Regions from separate parts of the Mus musculus genome. Here region 2 is linked to region 1. Evidence: chromatin loops called from intact Hi-C (ENCODE). Cell type or tissue: gastrocnemius. All regions are shown on one strand.

What was found. Peaks named below come from ENCODE experiments on the same cell type or tissue, not always from the same donor. Only the 100,000 strongest peaks of a DNase experiment are listed, where the experiment ranks them.
Region 2: a loop joins it to region 1, with 9 times the contacts of the local background. A loop is called at or near these places in 32 of 42 quality-filtered maps.

Annotation. Positions count from the first base shown.
Region 1 is chr2:93,329,140-93,337,139 of GRCm38, reverse strand. Tspan18 (tetraspanin 18) reads left to right here and starts at 2,653. Exons shown (of 10, transcript NM_183180.2): 1 at 2,653-2,868. In gastrocnemius, a CTCF peak has its summit at 3,520; DNase peaks (open chromatin) are centred at 2,599, 3,008, 3,519 and 5,817; H3K4me3 peaks cover 2,149 bases; H3K27ac peaks cover 2,049 bases.
Region 2 is chr2:93,222,128-93,230,127 of GRCm38, reverse strand. Tspan18 (tetraspanin 18) reads left to right here. Exons shown (of 10, transcript NM_183180.2): 3 at 5,550-5,631; 4 at 7,344-7,416. The coding sequence starts at 7,354. The region is part of intron 1 of Gm32824 (a long non-coding RNA gene); the gene reads right to left. Among named protein-coding and RNA genes, the nearest start is that of Gm32824, 6.9 kb to the right of the region's middle. In gastrocnemius, a CTCF peak has its summit at 3,086 (motif pointing left); DNase peaks (open chromatin) are centred at 2,744, 3,076, 3,323, 6,401 and 2 more places.

The DNA.
Region 1 (8,000 bases):
ACAGCTGGCCACATTCACACGCCATCGAGGCTCTGAGAGATGAGATGTGGGTGCTTTCTTCTTACTCAGTCGGGGACCCCCGCCAATGCAATGGTGCTGCCCAGGATCTCCCACTTTCATTAACCCAATTCAGAAACTCCCTCAAAGACATAATAGAGATCCAGCTTCTAGATGAGTCTAGATTCTGTCAAATTGACGGTATTAACTATCAAACCCCTCCCTATGCAGGGAGTTGGGAGGTCTTGACCCAGGAGTCAGGAGGCCCCATGTTATTGCCATGCTCATCTGTCAACCCCACCAATCTTTCTCAGCATCCCCATGAAGACAATGAAGTAGCTGGACTACGATGAATCCCCATGGGGTTTCTTTGGAGTGGGCAAATGAGGAATCCTGGGCCTTCTGAACCTGGCGGCTTCTGGGTCTGTGCTAACCTGGCATCTCCTTGGTCAGAGCTAGCTGGCCCTTCCATTTCACCCCTGGGCTGTCTTTCTCCCCTCCCCACTCCATCCCCTTGGAATACTTCATTGCCTGCCTGAAACCTCATGATAAGCCACCATTTGGGGAACTTTCTTGGTTTCCCGACAGAACAGTTGAAGGGACCCTACAGGTTGTTTGCTCAACTTTGCATGTGGAAACACTAAGACTAAGATTGTTCTATGAATAGGAGACTAGCTCTCCCAGCATCAAAATGTGGTCTTATGTCTCATGGGACTAAACTTCCAGGGTCCCCATTTTGGGGGAGAAAAAAGGCACTTTTCTGTCTCTGCTATACAGGTATCATGTTTCCTGGTGTGCGGTGTCCCACGCTGGTTGCTAATGTGTCTTTAGTGACCTTTTTGGCGCTCACTGGACTCCAAGTGGGAGTGAGCCCTGCGATGCTCAGCCCTTCTTAGCCAAAGCAGCCAGCGGCATCTTGTTACACTTTCTTTTATTATGACTGAAGATCCGTTGTTGGAGTTTAATGACACCATTTTATTCGCACTGTATTTGTTTTATGATATCCTTCTATTTATAGCAATCCGACACTGCTCTTCCATTTATGGCCGTGGTAGAACATATCACTGTTTAAAAACAAACTCGTTTAAGTAAAACAAAATATAAAATAAGTGCTGATTTAAAGAAAGCACTTAAGCAGGCAGCCGTCATCCTTGGGCCCAGTCAGACTAACGTTCTCAAGGAGGCAGAAGGAAACGGAGGCCTGGAGTTAGATCCACTGTCCTAACTGGACGTGAGATGTACAGCCGGCCCAATCTTCTTTCCATCTACTTAGTTGGTTCTGGGGTGGAATTCAGGAGTCAGGGCTGGTGGCAAGTACCTGTTAGCAGGGAGCCATCTTGCTGGCCCCCAGCTTGTGCTGTCTCCCCTAAACTACACTGTGCCTGCTTTTGTCAAAACTTAATCTTTAAAGGCCCCTCCTGTCTGCCAAGCCTGGGCCTTTTCCCTCACAGCTTGATTCTGCTTAAGTTTCTGGGATGCCCCTCTTGGTTCCCAGGAGGCCCATGCAGCAGTCTTTTACAGCAGCAGCCTTGAGTTAAGGGCCTGTGAGGGTTCTCAGCCAGAGGGTTCCGTGCCCCACCCCCCCCCCCCACACACACACACTCTGTTTGGGAAGCTGAAGAGGTATCTATATATTGACAGACTTCCACACCTACGCCATTGGTCCACTGTTCTCGAAACTGCATGCCCCTCTGTCAAATCCCCTTCTTGGCCTCTCTCTGTGAAGTGGTTCAAAGGAACAGCCCTGAGACCTTAGACATTTTACTTCTTGGACTGTGGGCTTGAAAATACCAAGTCTGGTTTTCTGTTTACCCTTCAAAGCTCTGTCTAGCATCCTGACTTCACCAAGTTCCACACTGAAGTCAAAGAGTGTCTGTCCTGGGTGAGATCAGTGGGCCAAGTGGTCTCCTGTAGAGTGTAGTTTGATTTGTGTGTGTGTGGCCTCACAGGACTTTTCAAAGCTGAGACACTGATAATTGCTGCCAACGATTTGAGCCTTCTCATGACAGTCTTTCTTAGGTTGTGGCTCTTGAGTGCCTGCTTGTGAATTTTATATGGGTTCTGTATAGCATAGGTTAGCTGTCTTAGTGAACCCCAGTGGAGGAGAGGATGAAGTGAGAGCCTCTCACTGGTCTGGTCCTTAGCAGTGCTATAGTTTACAGCGGATGGGGTTGGGAGGCACCAACAATGAACCCTAATAGAGCTTGCTGCACAGGTTTCTATCTGGTACTTCCCTGGCAGTAAGTGGGAAACCAAGACGCGACATCGCAATGGAGAATCCCACACCCCAGCCCTGCAGTCCCACACACGGTGTGATAACAGCGAGAAAGCTTCCAGGGAATAAATGTCCCAGTCTAGCGTGCTACCTTCACCCTTCTCCAGCAATCTCCTAAATTCAGACATTGAGGCTAGGAGTGCAGAGGACATCGGGAGAGCACAGTTCCAGAAACCACGCTCTAGGACCCGGTGAGAGAGCGGCCGTGGACCATGAGAGCCGTGTCCGCCCCGGAGACGCGCCAGCACCGCGGCGGCAGTAGTGGCGACAGGAGACGGAGGGGCGGAGGCTGGGGCGGAGGGAGCGGGAGGGCGGGCCGGAGGGTGGCGGGAGGTGTGGCCGGCGGCGGTGGCGGGTGAGCCGCTGCAGCTGCCGCCGGCGTCTCAGGGGCTGCAAGCTGCAGGCGGACGCAACGCTGTGCGATTCCGAAGCCCAGCCACGCCAGGCCGCCCGGCCCTGGCCCCCAGCGGGCGTCGCCGCTCCTTGTCGCTTTGACGCCTAGCCCAGCGCCGCGGCGCAGGACTACCGGTGCCCCGCAAGTTGCGAGCGCACTCTGCGCCTGGGGAAACTTTACCCCGCGGCCGAGCCTCTGCCAGGTAGGATTCAATCACTGAGCCCCTCTGTGCGTACTGGCCCCGGGATACCGCGCGCTTCGGGGGAGATCCCAGATCAGTGCGGGTCCCAGGACGCTCGGGTAAGCGGCCACCAAGTTCTGAAGCGACTCCCCTGGGGGCGGGGACAGCGCCGCACTGAGTGACCCGGAGCATGCTCGGGTCGCGACTTCGCCCAGGTCAGGTGCAGCCATTCTGCGCCCAGCGATCTCGGGGGCTCAGGCGACAGTAAGGCGGCAGGTGGGACTCCCAGAGCCGGTGTGTTGGCCGGGGCTGTACCGAGAGTGAAGGGGTGAGCCCAAGTGACCCTGCACACAAGCAGGTCACAACGGGGGACACGGAGCCGGGCTTGGGCGCGGCGGACAGCCGATCGGGCTGGGGCACCGAGCGCTCTTCGCCTTCGTGGGACCCTGGTAGCAGGGCCTGGAGAACGCTCCTAGATTTTGCTCTCGCACCCGAGTTATCATTCCTTGCGCGGGAAGATGTCCAGCTCCGTGGATGTGGAGACCTAGGAGGTTCCCGGGCGGGTCCGGAGCTCCTTGCGGCCGGATGTGGGGTGTGGTGGCCGTGGGTTCCTTAGCGTGGCTGGCCGAGGTGGGCGCGCGCGGGCTCCGGGTCCTGCTTGCGCTGGGAGAGTTGTCTCGCCAGGGGGCGCCCTTCCCTGGCCAGATCGGCTTCCCAGACCAGCCTAGGAGCTTCTCTGAGTTTCTGAGCTCATGGAACCGCAGATGGACCAAGGCAATGCGCGTGGGGTCTGTTTGGAGGAGCTCCCCACCTTGTCCCAGAGAATCGGACGGAGGTGCACCCACTGTGAGACTGATGTGCAACGATCAGACGGATCAGTGTCATGAGGTGGGCTGCTGGCAAGGATGAGTGAACAATTTACACCCAGAAAAACAAAAGAAAGTTTACATGAACAGCAAGCCTGCATGGAGACAATAGGATAGAACATTAGTTGGATTTACTTGAAGTTACTGAAACCCAGCCATTTTTGTAAAAGTGGCATCTTTTGTCCTGGTCCTGGTCAGATCTCTGGGCGTGGTGGGCAGGATTTGTCCTCTCTCTGGGCATAGGTAGATTGGGGGCATAGGAATTTCTATAGTTTCATCAAAAGGGATACACTCCTCACCCATTACCGAGAGCACTCCATGTCCTGGGCCTGAGGTCCCACATGCATCTCTATGATCACGTCCCACATGCTGGTGAAAACGCACTTTCTTCCTTCCTGTACTCTTAGACTCCTGTATTGTGTGGGTGGAAAGGGTCATCTTTGTTGTGTGAAAGGCTGTTCTTATGGAGGGGACTTTGGAGGGAATTGGTGCCTTCTCTTCTCACTAAACTTCTCTCTGTTCCCCCAAGAGAGTACAGATAAGCTCACAGAGACCGTAGCTTCACACCGACTGAAGTTTTCATGTGCCCTTGCTAGGAATTCGTGCTCACCATCCAAGCTATTCCATATACCCCACCACACACACACACACACACACACACACACACACACACAGGTGTTGGGAATGGGTCCCCAAGATACAGATGGGGTCCTGCCTTCAGCCTGGGTAGAAACCACATGTGTTTATTGGATACAGCTAGTACCCCCATCCAGGACAAAGTTTCCATCAGACAGATCATCCTATCTGCCTGGCTTCTGTTTGGAATGGCAGAGCCAACGCAGAGAGGCAAAGGAAAGGGTGGGGACCCTTGTCACTGGGTTTGTCTTTAAGACATGCCAGAAAACAAAAGAAGAGTGTTGTTTGTTTTAGTTTTAATGGCTCTCAGTGTGTGTGTGTGTGTGTGTGTGTGTGTGTGTGTGTGTGTAGCCTAGTTGGAGAGCCCCGCCCACCCCTGGAACGTGGGTATTAGCATGTTCCCAACCCGAAGGCCTGCAGATTCTGGGTGCTGTCTCTTCTCTTTACTCCTTACTCACCCCAGCCCTCACACTGAAGACAACATAGAGGTTCTCCACCTTCCAAAGTTGCTCCTGCCTCTGGTCCTGTCTCTTGGACTCCAGGTAGATTCCCCAGTTTCTGACTTCTCAGTAGTCCAAGCCCAGGCTCATTTCTTTGTCTCTCTGTCCCCAAGACCAAGATGCCAGTCAATCACTGAATCTCCAGGGAGCTTTGAGGAAACAAACCTCTGGACTTGCACCTAGGACAGACTGATCTGAATCCAGAAAGGACCCCTCCCCCAGTTTTCTGGTAACTTCCACACCAGGCTGGAAATAGTCCCCTACCATCTAAGTGACATTTTAGTGCTTTGGACTTGGGACTGGTTGGGTTTGGAGTCAAGATATTAGGGGGGTTTGTGGGAAGGGGCTGGTAGAGGAGAAAGGGCAGATTTGAAATCCAACCAGTTAGCTTCTCATGGAGGCCTTAGATGAACCACTTTCTCAGTGGCCCCTCTTCCCTCTCTGTAAACAGCTCTGGGGATAGAGGGGTCTTGTGACTTAAATCCAGGGAAGCCTTTTGGGATTCTGGACAACCAAGCTGGATGTTGCCTCTGGTCTAGCTGAACAGAATGCTGGTTCTTCACCAGGGTGCCTGGCCTCCCCTTGCTTAGCCTCTGGTACTAGAACCCAGTGGACTCACACTCAATCCAGCAGGTTGGGGTAGAGAGAAGGGAGTGTGACCCATCTCTGCTAGGAGTGTCACAGCAGCTGGTGCAGGCATCTTTGTCTGGATGCCTATCTAACCCCCATTCCCTGGGCAGAGCCAGGGCCTGCGGCTGGACCACACATTTTAGCAACCCCTCCCTGTTGAGAGAGGTGCTCTTCTGGCCCATTTCATCAACCACTGAAAAGGGGAATCAGGAACGGTTGGTTGTCTGAACTCAGCTGGGACTCCATAGAGAGAGTGCAGCACCCAGCACTTGGCCCCAGAGAACAGATGATGGCAGCTGCTGAGCATCCCTGCAACCCAATGTTCTCAGGCAAACATGCCAGCTTGGGTGCCTCCTGCCACTAGGGCTGGCATCGAGTGCCGGTGCTCCATGTGATGGAGTGAGGCAGATCACAAGGATTTTGGTTTTTATTTTTACAAAGAAAGACGGAATGTGATGGTGAAACCCGGGTCTGCAGCTGACGTAGGCTATCAGAAGGACCCTGGCTCCTATCCTAGACTTCTGGGTTGGGCATAAGAAGAAACAGGCTCGTGAGAGCTGTGGTGGAGTAAGATAGAGTAGAAAACCCAGGGAACCTAGAATTAGAAGGCTTGATCTGCCATAGATGAGGCTGTGTGACTTCAGCTAAGTCACTGCCCTTTTCTGAGCCTCAGGCTCTCTGTTTAGAAAAATCACCCCATGGTGATTAGAGCACCTGGGTTTAAGTTCTGTCTACCTGCTTGCCAATTATGTGACCTTAGGTCACTCACCTTCCAGTGCCTTCCAAGTTCTATAAAATGGAATTAGCAATCTCTCCCTTCAGCCTGCAGTGGCCCCACAGTGAGATCATCCTAATAAAACACTCGGCGCAGTATCTGACGCACAGCACAGACTGTTATCTTCCCAGTGTTTAGGGGTGGAATATTGTCAATAAGTTGGTCTTCTGGTTGTTTTCTTATTTTACTACCTCAGTGGGCAGCCCTGTCCCCGTTGCAGGATAGCCAGTGTTATGTCTAGTCTCTCCGCCATTATCTACCAGTTCTTCCTTTCCTCTCCGATCTGCATTCCATCCAAATTGAGTACCAAGCCTGCGGGTGCCAATGAGAAGCTGGCCCGATAAACAGCTTCCAAAACCACCCCAGCCCTGGGATGAGTCCACTGGGTTCTAGGACCAGGGGCTAAGCATGCCTCTAAAGCCCTTGGGACTTTCAGATAAATGCTCTCGGGATCTGAGGGCTGCATTTCCCCAGCCGATCCAGATACCCTCTGTGGATGTGGGCTGGGCCAGCTCTGAGGTCTGTGAAGTGGGACTATGCCCACTGTATGGGCTGGGGCAGCTTCCTCAAACTGCTTGGGAGGGGGCAGTTCAGACTGCACCAGCCTCTTCCCCAGGAAGGCTATGGTTCTAGTCCATCTTGCATGTGATGGTATAGAAATGTGAGACTGTTCCCATGAGTCAGGGCTGGACTACTCTCTGTCCTCATCTCTGGTCTCTGGGGGCTTTAGTTATTGTTCCCATTTTATAGATAGGAAAATAAGGCTCTGAGATAGTGGAGTCAGCAGTGGGGTTTGGGTTTGAGGTTAGCTCATGTTGGCTCTTCATCCTGTGCGCTCAGCCATTGTGTTGTGCTTCTCCTGAACCCCAGAACCCCAATAAGGATCTTTGAAATTGGGCCACCCACTTGACACACACACACACAACACACACACACATTCACACATACACACACGCACACATACACACAAGCACGCACACACACATTCATATACGCATGCATACACACATACAGGTGTACACACACACACACACACACACACTTTTGACCGTTCTTGCTCTTTTTGTCTTGCATATACCATTCGGCCATCTCGGGGACAGGTGGGTTAAGAAGCTTGGAGACCTAGTTGCTTACAGGAGGGGGATAATCTTAGGAAATCACAACAGGCTATAACAGGAAGAGGCTCTGGATCTGCAGTTAGTGTCCCATCATGTTTCTGTGCCCATTCCTTGTCTGTGAAAAATCAGAATGATGGCCTCTGTGTTCTGTTAGGCTGAGTGACAGAGAACTCCCTTGCACCTTAGATTCCCTGCTTGCTTGTCTGCTCATTTCTGCTTTTTGTGGTGCTTCGGATGGTAACCCTGGTATGTCTATGGCTGCTCTTCTGAACCATGTAGATGGCACTGAAGTCACTACAGGAGGAGAAGAGGATGCTGGGAATGCCAGCAGGCATTCCATGCGCAGTGGGAGGTGGTATATCTCACTCAACTCTGGGACGTTGGCCAGATCTGTTACCTGGTTCTAACCAGTCAAGGGCAGCTGGGCCCACGAGAAACTCCAGCTTGGCGTTGACATTGGCAGCAGAGTACTGAGAGGAACATTCCAGGCCCCTTTGGGATGGCTGGGTCACCAGTCCTTCAGACATTAGGCTTATCCCTAACTGACCCAGTGGGACACAGTCTGCACATGGGGACATGATTTTAAGTGATCATATTGGGCCTGTGACACACTTCAGGTGGTGGTGCC
Region 2 (8,000 bases), 110 kb after region 1:
TTAAATTTATTTTATTGATGATGGTGATGGTGATGGTGATGATGGTGATGATGATGGTGATGATGATGTTGTGCTGGGGGTGTACATGCCATAGCCATCATATGGAGTTAGAGAGCAATGCTGTGGAGTTACTTCTCTCTACCTTGATGCGGTTTCCAGGGAGCTAACTCAGGTGTTAGGCTTGCATGGGCGGGTGGCAGGCACCTTTCCCCACTGAGCCCCTTGGGTCACGTGAGAACAGATGTCGCTGCACTGCAGGTCCGACCTCCTGCATTTACTATCCAGTGAGCCCTCTGGGGCCTGAGTTCTGCTTCTGCTACTAAGGCTTCCTGGCCCTGGGCTGTGGGAAGCCAGCTGTGGAGAGATCATCCCCAGCCCTGGAATCTGAGTTTCCCGGCAGTCCAGGTACGAGGGAGTGAAACGCCATACAGAGAGAGGCAGACTGTGAAGACGACAGAACAGTGATAGGCCCAGGCTGAAGGAACTAAGATATCACAGTGGCAGGAAAACTGAAGGCCAAGTGCCTGGGCTAAAGCAAGCAAGTCCGGGTGTAGCTGTGCCACCTAATCTGGGCTCCTTAACCTGGTCCCCTCTCCCTGCCTGGCTGTCCTAAGAATCAAGTGAGAGCATGAAATGAGGGGTTGTCAGGGAAAAAGATTGGTGCAGGGTTGGGCTATGATTGAGCTAAAGCAGGTGTGAATGTGGTTAGATAACAGAAAGAACCTGAAGAGGCCTGAGAATGAGGCTGTCCGCTCAGAAGGTCTTTGACATTCATTGGCTGTTTAGAGAAGTGCTAATTGATGCCTCAATTTCCCCATCTGTGAAAGGGAGCTGGGACCTGTTAGGTCTGTGACCATGTCTCCTGTTTGCTGCTGTGAGTGACTGGCTGGCACCACTGACATGGCTTCTGACAGGCTGTGTAGAGAGCACTGGCTTGCAGTCTGCTGCTTGGTAGCTGTGTGGCTTTGGGCAAGTTACTTCACCTCTCTGATCAGCTCCTCAGCTATCAGAAAGGGATGATGATAAACCTGCTTTGTGGGGTTATGGTGAGACTCGGATGAGCCATGTCCAGGGAAATGCAGTTTTCGTTTCCCACCTGCAAATGGGGAAATTCCTTCAGGACACTCCCTTAGCCCACCCCACCATGTTTTCTCAGCTAGCACATTCCTTGTCTCTCCCTCTGTCTGACTTCCCCCTGTCACCCATCTGAGCCTGTCAGACATATCACAGCGATGATGACGGGGATCCTTTTTCTGTGGGGGTTGGGAGACAGCTTCATCAGGAATTCCTGGGGTCTCCTATGCCCCCTCTCTCCCAGTCAGACCTGTGCCCCTGCCCTCCCAGTTCCCAGGCCCCCTTAATACCCGTGAACCCATTCACCATTTCAATCCTGGCTGTTGTGATAGGCCAGGTTGCCCCAGCAACAGCACCGAGTATTTTGGGATGGATCACTAAGCCTTTCAAAGGGTCTCGTTTCCAACTCAGGCTCAGAGAGATGAAAGACAGAAAGGGAGCACAGATGAGGGTGAGAGGAAGCAGAAGGCCTGCTGAGCAAGGCCTGAGACCAAGGCCTCTGCCGCTGAAATGCACCCCAGCACCGGGAGTGACAGGGAGTTACTTCAGCAAGCTGGCTGTGGCTAGAGGACTTGATCTGGGGGAAAGAACTTTTGTCTCAGTAGCTCCTGCAACCTGTAGTGTGTTTGGTCTAATGACACCATGTCTTCATCTGAGACCCAGGAATGCCATCTCCCTGCGTAGACAACCCAGTGAGGTCAGGGTGCCAAGAGCTTTTTGCTAGTCAACCGAAGGCAAAGAACATTCTGAGAAGGACACAGGGTAAAGGGTCTAGTAGTACGGGCTGTTGGAGCTAGTGGTTCTGGACCTGTGTGCAGCTCGTGAAATGAGGAGTTAGAGACAGTCCCCACCATGTTGTGTCTTTGAGAATGCTCTGGTGGGAGGAGCCCTGGGAAGTGTCTGAATGCAACAGGGGGCCGAGGCAGAGCTAGAGACCCTAGGCTCACAGACTTGTAATGGGGCCTCCCAGATGCTGCCTTGCCCTGCAGCCCTGGATATTCATGGCTCAGTGATCACCCGGCAGGGAAGGCTGTCCTTTGAATTCAGTTTCACTACAGTGGCCCTCCCCTCAGGCCCTGCTTCTCTGGAGCCTAATTAGGCTTCCACCCACCCCCACCCCCCTTTCACTGAGCCTGCCCTGTGCCATGGGCAGACTCCCCAGGATTTCAAGCCAATTGCTTGTTTATGAGCCCAGCCCGTCTGTCTTGGGACGAGGCCCAGAGGCACAGCCAGTGAGCCAAAGAGCCCCCCTCTCCCAGCCAGAACTGGATGGCCCCAACCGGTTGCTGTGCTCACAAGTGCCTTCCATGTTAGTGCTGGTTTAAGTGCCCATCTTGGCTGGGTATCGTTTTATCCATTTCTGGGACTTTCTAACCACTTCCAGCCTTTGGGGCTTCATTTCACCCAGGATAGTGATTAACATCATGAACTTTCCTGAGCTTTTGGGAGGATCAAGTGAGCTTACAGGCACTGGCATCATCAGCAGGTCACCATAAAAAAACCGTAAGTCCACCCTCCCCCCCCCCCCCCCGCAAGACCTCCAGGCCTGCTGGTGCACTTTATTCTGGGTCTTGTCTGGCATGCCCAGGCACTCTGAGGATGTGGCTGTCAATACTGCTCTCTGGGGATTGGGTTAGTGGTCTCCACTAGAGTCCAGTGATGGTGGCAGCGGAAGGAAAGCACGGCCGCTGGCCTCCACTGGACCAAACCCAGGGCTGGTTCTGTAGATGCTGGGAGAAGAGTGACAAGGAAATGAATGTACTGTGAATGTTTGCAGCTAATCAGCCTCTCCCATCCTGGCAACGACCACGGGCGGCGGGGTGGGGGTGGGGGGGAGGGAGTTGGAGCTGAGAATCTTCAGGTTCCAGGTGAGAGGTGCGGGCTCCCCCAGAGGAGAGGAGACAGGAGACAACCATCCTCAGCTTGTGGGAGTAGAATCCAAACACTAGTTGCACCGGGACCCAGCAGCGGCTCCACCCAGGACCACAGCGCCCTCTGCTGGCACCGGTTTGCACAAGACAAGCTGGGCCTGGCTGTGCCGCCTCAGAGGTGCTCTGGGGGTACTGAAGGCAGAAGGAGTGATTTATGAACCTAGCTATTCTTCTTTCTCAGAGCACCCCTCCTAGCCCCACATCCCTGCAGATGGGCTGAGCAGCCATGTGGGGCCAGGAGAGGGACAAGATTAATAAAGCTGTCTGGCCCAGGCGGGAGCCTGCTGCGGAAAGCCCCAGGACACTGCAGAACCTCGGCCCCATCCCTGCCCTCTCTGGGCCTAGGGGCTCCCATCTGTCAGGGAACGGCAGGGCCAGGTCCTGCCCCTACAGTCTCCAGCTGGCTCAGGGGAGGGTTTGAGCAGCGTTCCCAGGCTCTGTGCTCAGCTACTTAGCTCAGGTCAGAGATGTTGGCCACTAAGGCATGGTTCTTCCTCTCTCAGGAGCTGCCTCTGCCTCTGTGTCCCATGGGTACCGTCTTTCCAGGAGCTCTGTTTTTTTTTTTTTTTTTTCAGTTAAATTACATGCTTCTGGTTGTACCGATGCCAACCATGCACTGCATCTGTGGTCCTCCCCACACCCTCCTCCACTCCGGATACCAGGGATCTGGGTCGGCATCCCTTTACTCATGGTGTATAATGACACTGAGGACCACAGTTCCTCAGCCCTCTATGTGTCCCCTCTGGCACTATGGATTCTTTCAGCCACCTTTGGTTTCAAAACTGATCATTTCAGTTCTCCGAGTGATTTTCCCAAGGTCTCAAAGGAAGGCAGGGGCTGTCCCAGGCTCTGAAATGAATGGAGCCACATTTTCTAGGCAGATGAAAGTTGGATTGTGGGACAGGATTTCCAGGACAGAAGGAAAGGAGAGTGGGGACAATAGGAGTGGGGTGACCTCAAAGATGGTCTGTGTGCCAGCAGACAGCACACATGTAGTGGAGGCTCCTTGGTGAGGAAGTAACAGCTAGCCACCCGCTCCTCCTGGACACTGGGTTGACTCCCGTGTAACCTTCATTCCCTACCCTGTATTCAGACAAAATGATACAGAACTCAATTAGGGCCATGGCCTGGGTTGGTAGACATGTGTGACAGTGCTGGACCAGGGCAGGGATCAGGCAGGGGAAGAGGAGGGCTTGGGAAACCATGACCCAACCCCGTTTCCCTAAACCCCATGGCTAAGCATGGATTAGCCACAGAACCACAGCTCCCAGAATGGCCCCAGAGCTGTGACAAGTCAGGTGGCTTCATCTTGTCCAGTTAGTGATCTCTGGTGAAGTTCTGTCTAAAGCTTTTAGGCTTGTCAGACCTGGAAGCCCCCTCTCTGCCCTTTCTGAAGTTCTTCCCTTTTGAGTCCCGCCAAGGCAGAAGTACAAAGACCTGAACACCACCAGGACCAATTTTTAGGGAATCCTTACCAGTCAGGTCAGGTAGGATGGTAGGCAAGTGGATGGATGGGTGGATGTATGGACGGACGGGTGGGTGGATGGATAGATGGATGGATGGATAGGTGGATTGATGGATGTATAGATGGATGGATGGGCAGATGAATCCTATGAATCGGTGGATTGGTGGAAGAGTGAGAGAAATTGTGATAGGAAGAGGGAGACTCTGTCACCCATAATATTTCTCACTGATCCCAAGTCAGAGCATCTGAACAGGTCTTTTGAGCCCTGGAAATCCTCTTGGGAAGGACTCTTGATCCCAGCTCCATAGGGGAAGTACCGATCTTCTCCTGGGTCTGTTGTCCAACACAGCCTGTAATGAGATCTGGACTGTAGAACTCCTCACAGGTGTGATTAACACAAGTCTCCACAGAATAAGCCCAGTTTCCTTGGCGCTGTTGGGATCTGGCTCTCTCGATGAACTTTATAGCAAATCTTAATGCTTTAAAACCAAGAAAAGCATGCTGGGCAGTGGTGGCACACGCCTTTAATCCCAGCACTTGGGAGGCAGAGGCAGGTGGATTTCTGAGTTCGAGGCCAGTCTGGTCTACAGAGTGAGTTCCAGGACAGCCAAGACTACACAGAGAAACCTGTCTTGAAAAAGACAAAAAACCAAAACCAAAACCACAAAACAAAACAAAACCAAAACAAGAAAGACTCCCTGCATCAAATCCTCCCTAAGGGGAGCCTGTGTCAGGGGGTAGGATGTGGTGGCATGGCCCTGATGCAGAGACATCCTAGCAGGTTCCCAGATGGCATCAGATGGGTGGCCACCCAAACCTGCCACCTCCTCTTAGTCTAATATCAGTTCAGATATTGATGAAGACACAGCTCCTGTGCGGTCAGCAGAGTACAGGGGGCTGCTGTGTGGTCAGGAGATAACCAGTGTAGCCCTCCCCAGGTAACATGGCACAAAGTCTCTGCAGCTTTTCCTTAGTGCCACGGGTCAGTTAGTGAGCCGTTGCCTGGGTGCACATCAGGAGCAATGCACTCATTGTGTCCCGATGCCCAACAGCCTGTCATGGTGAACTTTCTCTTCCAGGACAAGCTGGGCTGCTGAGAGACATACCTGAGACCCTCTAACTAAGAGATTGCATCCTGTTGACTCCTGAAGAGCTGCCCAGGTAAGACTTCTGTCCCCTTACACTGTACCCCACTGTGACTCTGTCCAATCTATGTGTCTTTCCTTGCGGTCCCCCTTGCTCACTCTCTATCATCTGTCCCCACCTGTTTCTTTCTTGAGTACGGGTCCCCGTTTCTGGGTTGCTTACTCTTGCCTTTTTGTCTCTTTCCCACCATGCATGCATGCATTCATTCATTCATTCATTCATTCATTCATTCATGAAGTTGTGTTAACTGGTGCCACTGTGTTGGTCTGTCCCGGACACTGAAAGTGTCTCGGTGACACTGGTCATGGCTTGGTGCTTCTGAGTAGCCACACAACCTCTATAGTGGGTGGTGCCTACACAATGCTGTGCTGCCCCAGGTAGGACCCATCACTGGCTGCCTACATGGCATGGTCACTGGCCACATTAGTACTTCTCAACTCTTCAAAACGAATGACGACTTCCATAAGATGTGCTAGTGACGTGAAGTATCCCAGGCCAATTCTAAGCTTAGAATTGTTAGTTGTGTTTGACAGAAGCACCCCTCAAAGCCTCAAGGTTTTATTCTACCTAAAGCAGTAATTTGGATGGCATGCATCTATAAGCATAGGACCCTCCTGGGCTTGGGTGAGGGATCTCTGGGATAAATATCCAAGCCCTGGACAACACTGTCACTCCCGTATCCCTGGGTTGTCTTGTAGAAGGGCCATGTGGAAGCAACTTCCAGCCTGCTCGCCACTGCCCTTCCCCTGCCCCACACCCACAGTGAGAGGCCTGGCTTCACACCAGATCACATTGGCCCTGGACGCTGGCCTTGCTCCCATCCTTCCGGGCCAAGACTAAAGGACTTTATCTATGTAATCCTGTCTTTGTCAAACATCCATCATTCTCATGGGGTTTGTTCTGCAGTCATGCAGACCAGAGAACTCTGCAGCAATCTGAAAAACAGGGTCTCCTCCTCGGGGGACTTTTCTTCTCCCAGTTCAAAACACTGGCCCCTAAGCCAGCTGGAGATAGAGGGCTGAGTTCTGGACTGTGTCGGGGTGTGGGAGATACTGAAGATAATTAGGGTTTGGCTGGCCTTAGGGAATCCGATCAGAGAACAACTGACTACAGCTATGCTTCCCAGTGGAAATCCCCATCCTTCTACAAACCTGAGTTGCTGCAGTGAGGTCCCTGGTGTTCAGCAAGCATCGCAGGATGGAGCCTCTAGCCAAATATGGAGGGACGGACCCTCCAAGGGTTAGGCTTTTTAATCCTCATCTCTGCAAGTCCCCAGAGAGCCTAGCATTTCCAAGGAATTTGGGGTCTAGACCCTAAAACAAAGTCCACGGAGATCCTGAGGGTGGTAGGACTGGTCTGTCCTCGCAGCCTTCATTATAGCTGTTCCTCACGTCCTGTGGGCTTGGTGGAGTGAGTATCACAGAGGGCCTGACATTCCAGAGACTGTCTCTTTCTAGGTGTGTGTGTGTGTGTGTGTGTGTGTGTGTGTGTGTGTGGTATATGAAGTGTGTAATGTGTCTGTGTGGTGTGTGGCATGCACCTCAGAGGAGGGTGACAGATCAGAGCCAGGGAACTAGAGGATGAGAGTTAGGGCCCCAGCTTAAAGCTCCATCTGGTCTCACCCAGTTGCAGATCTTAAAAGAGGATGGTTACTAGGTCTCCTGGGGGCTGGGGCTGGGCTCCACCTGAGTGTCTCCAGAAGGATTGAATGGCCTTGTGTTTTCTAGGTGAAGAACCATGGAGGGCGACTGTCTGAGCTGCATGAAGTATCTGATGTTTGTTTTCAATTTCTTCGTTTTTGTAAGTGCCTCCTGCCTCTCTCCAGCCCCTCCCCTGGGTCTCTAGCCTCTGCTGATGACAAGGCTAGCCTTCTCCCTGAAATAGCCACAGAAGGCTGAATATCCACAGGCAGAAGTGCCTGACCAGTAGGTCTCCTGGAAGACCTGGCACTGACTGCCCAACTCCTGAGTCCCCACCCCCATTCCCATCACAGTAGACATTTCAGCCAGACCCTGAGATGGGACAGCCTCTGGCAAAGGATATGCTAGACAGACTAGGAAGATGGTTCATTTACAACCCAAGTTCAGTACCCAGAACCTACATAAAAAGCCAGGTGTGGTGGCACTTGTTCATTACTCCAGCTCTGAGGGACACCCCTGAGGCTTTGCCTAACCCAACACTGTCTCAAAAAACAGTGTGTGTGGCTCCTGGGGAACAACACGTGGGATTGACTTCTGGCCTCCACACGCACACACGTGCACAGTCACACACATGAATATGCACACATGTGCACACACGTGCACAGTCACACAAATGAATATGAACATATGTGCACACACGTGCACAGTCACACATGAATGTGCACACATGTGCACACACACGTG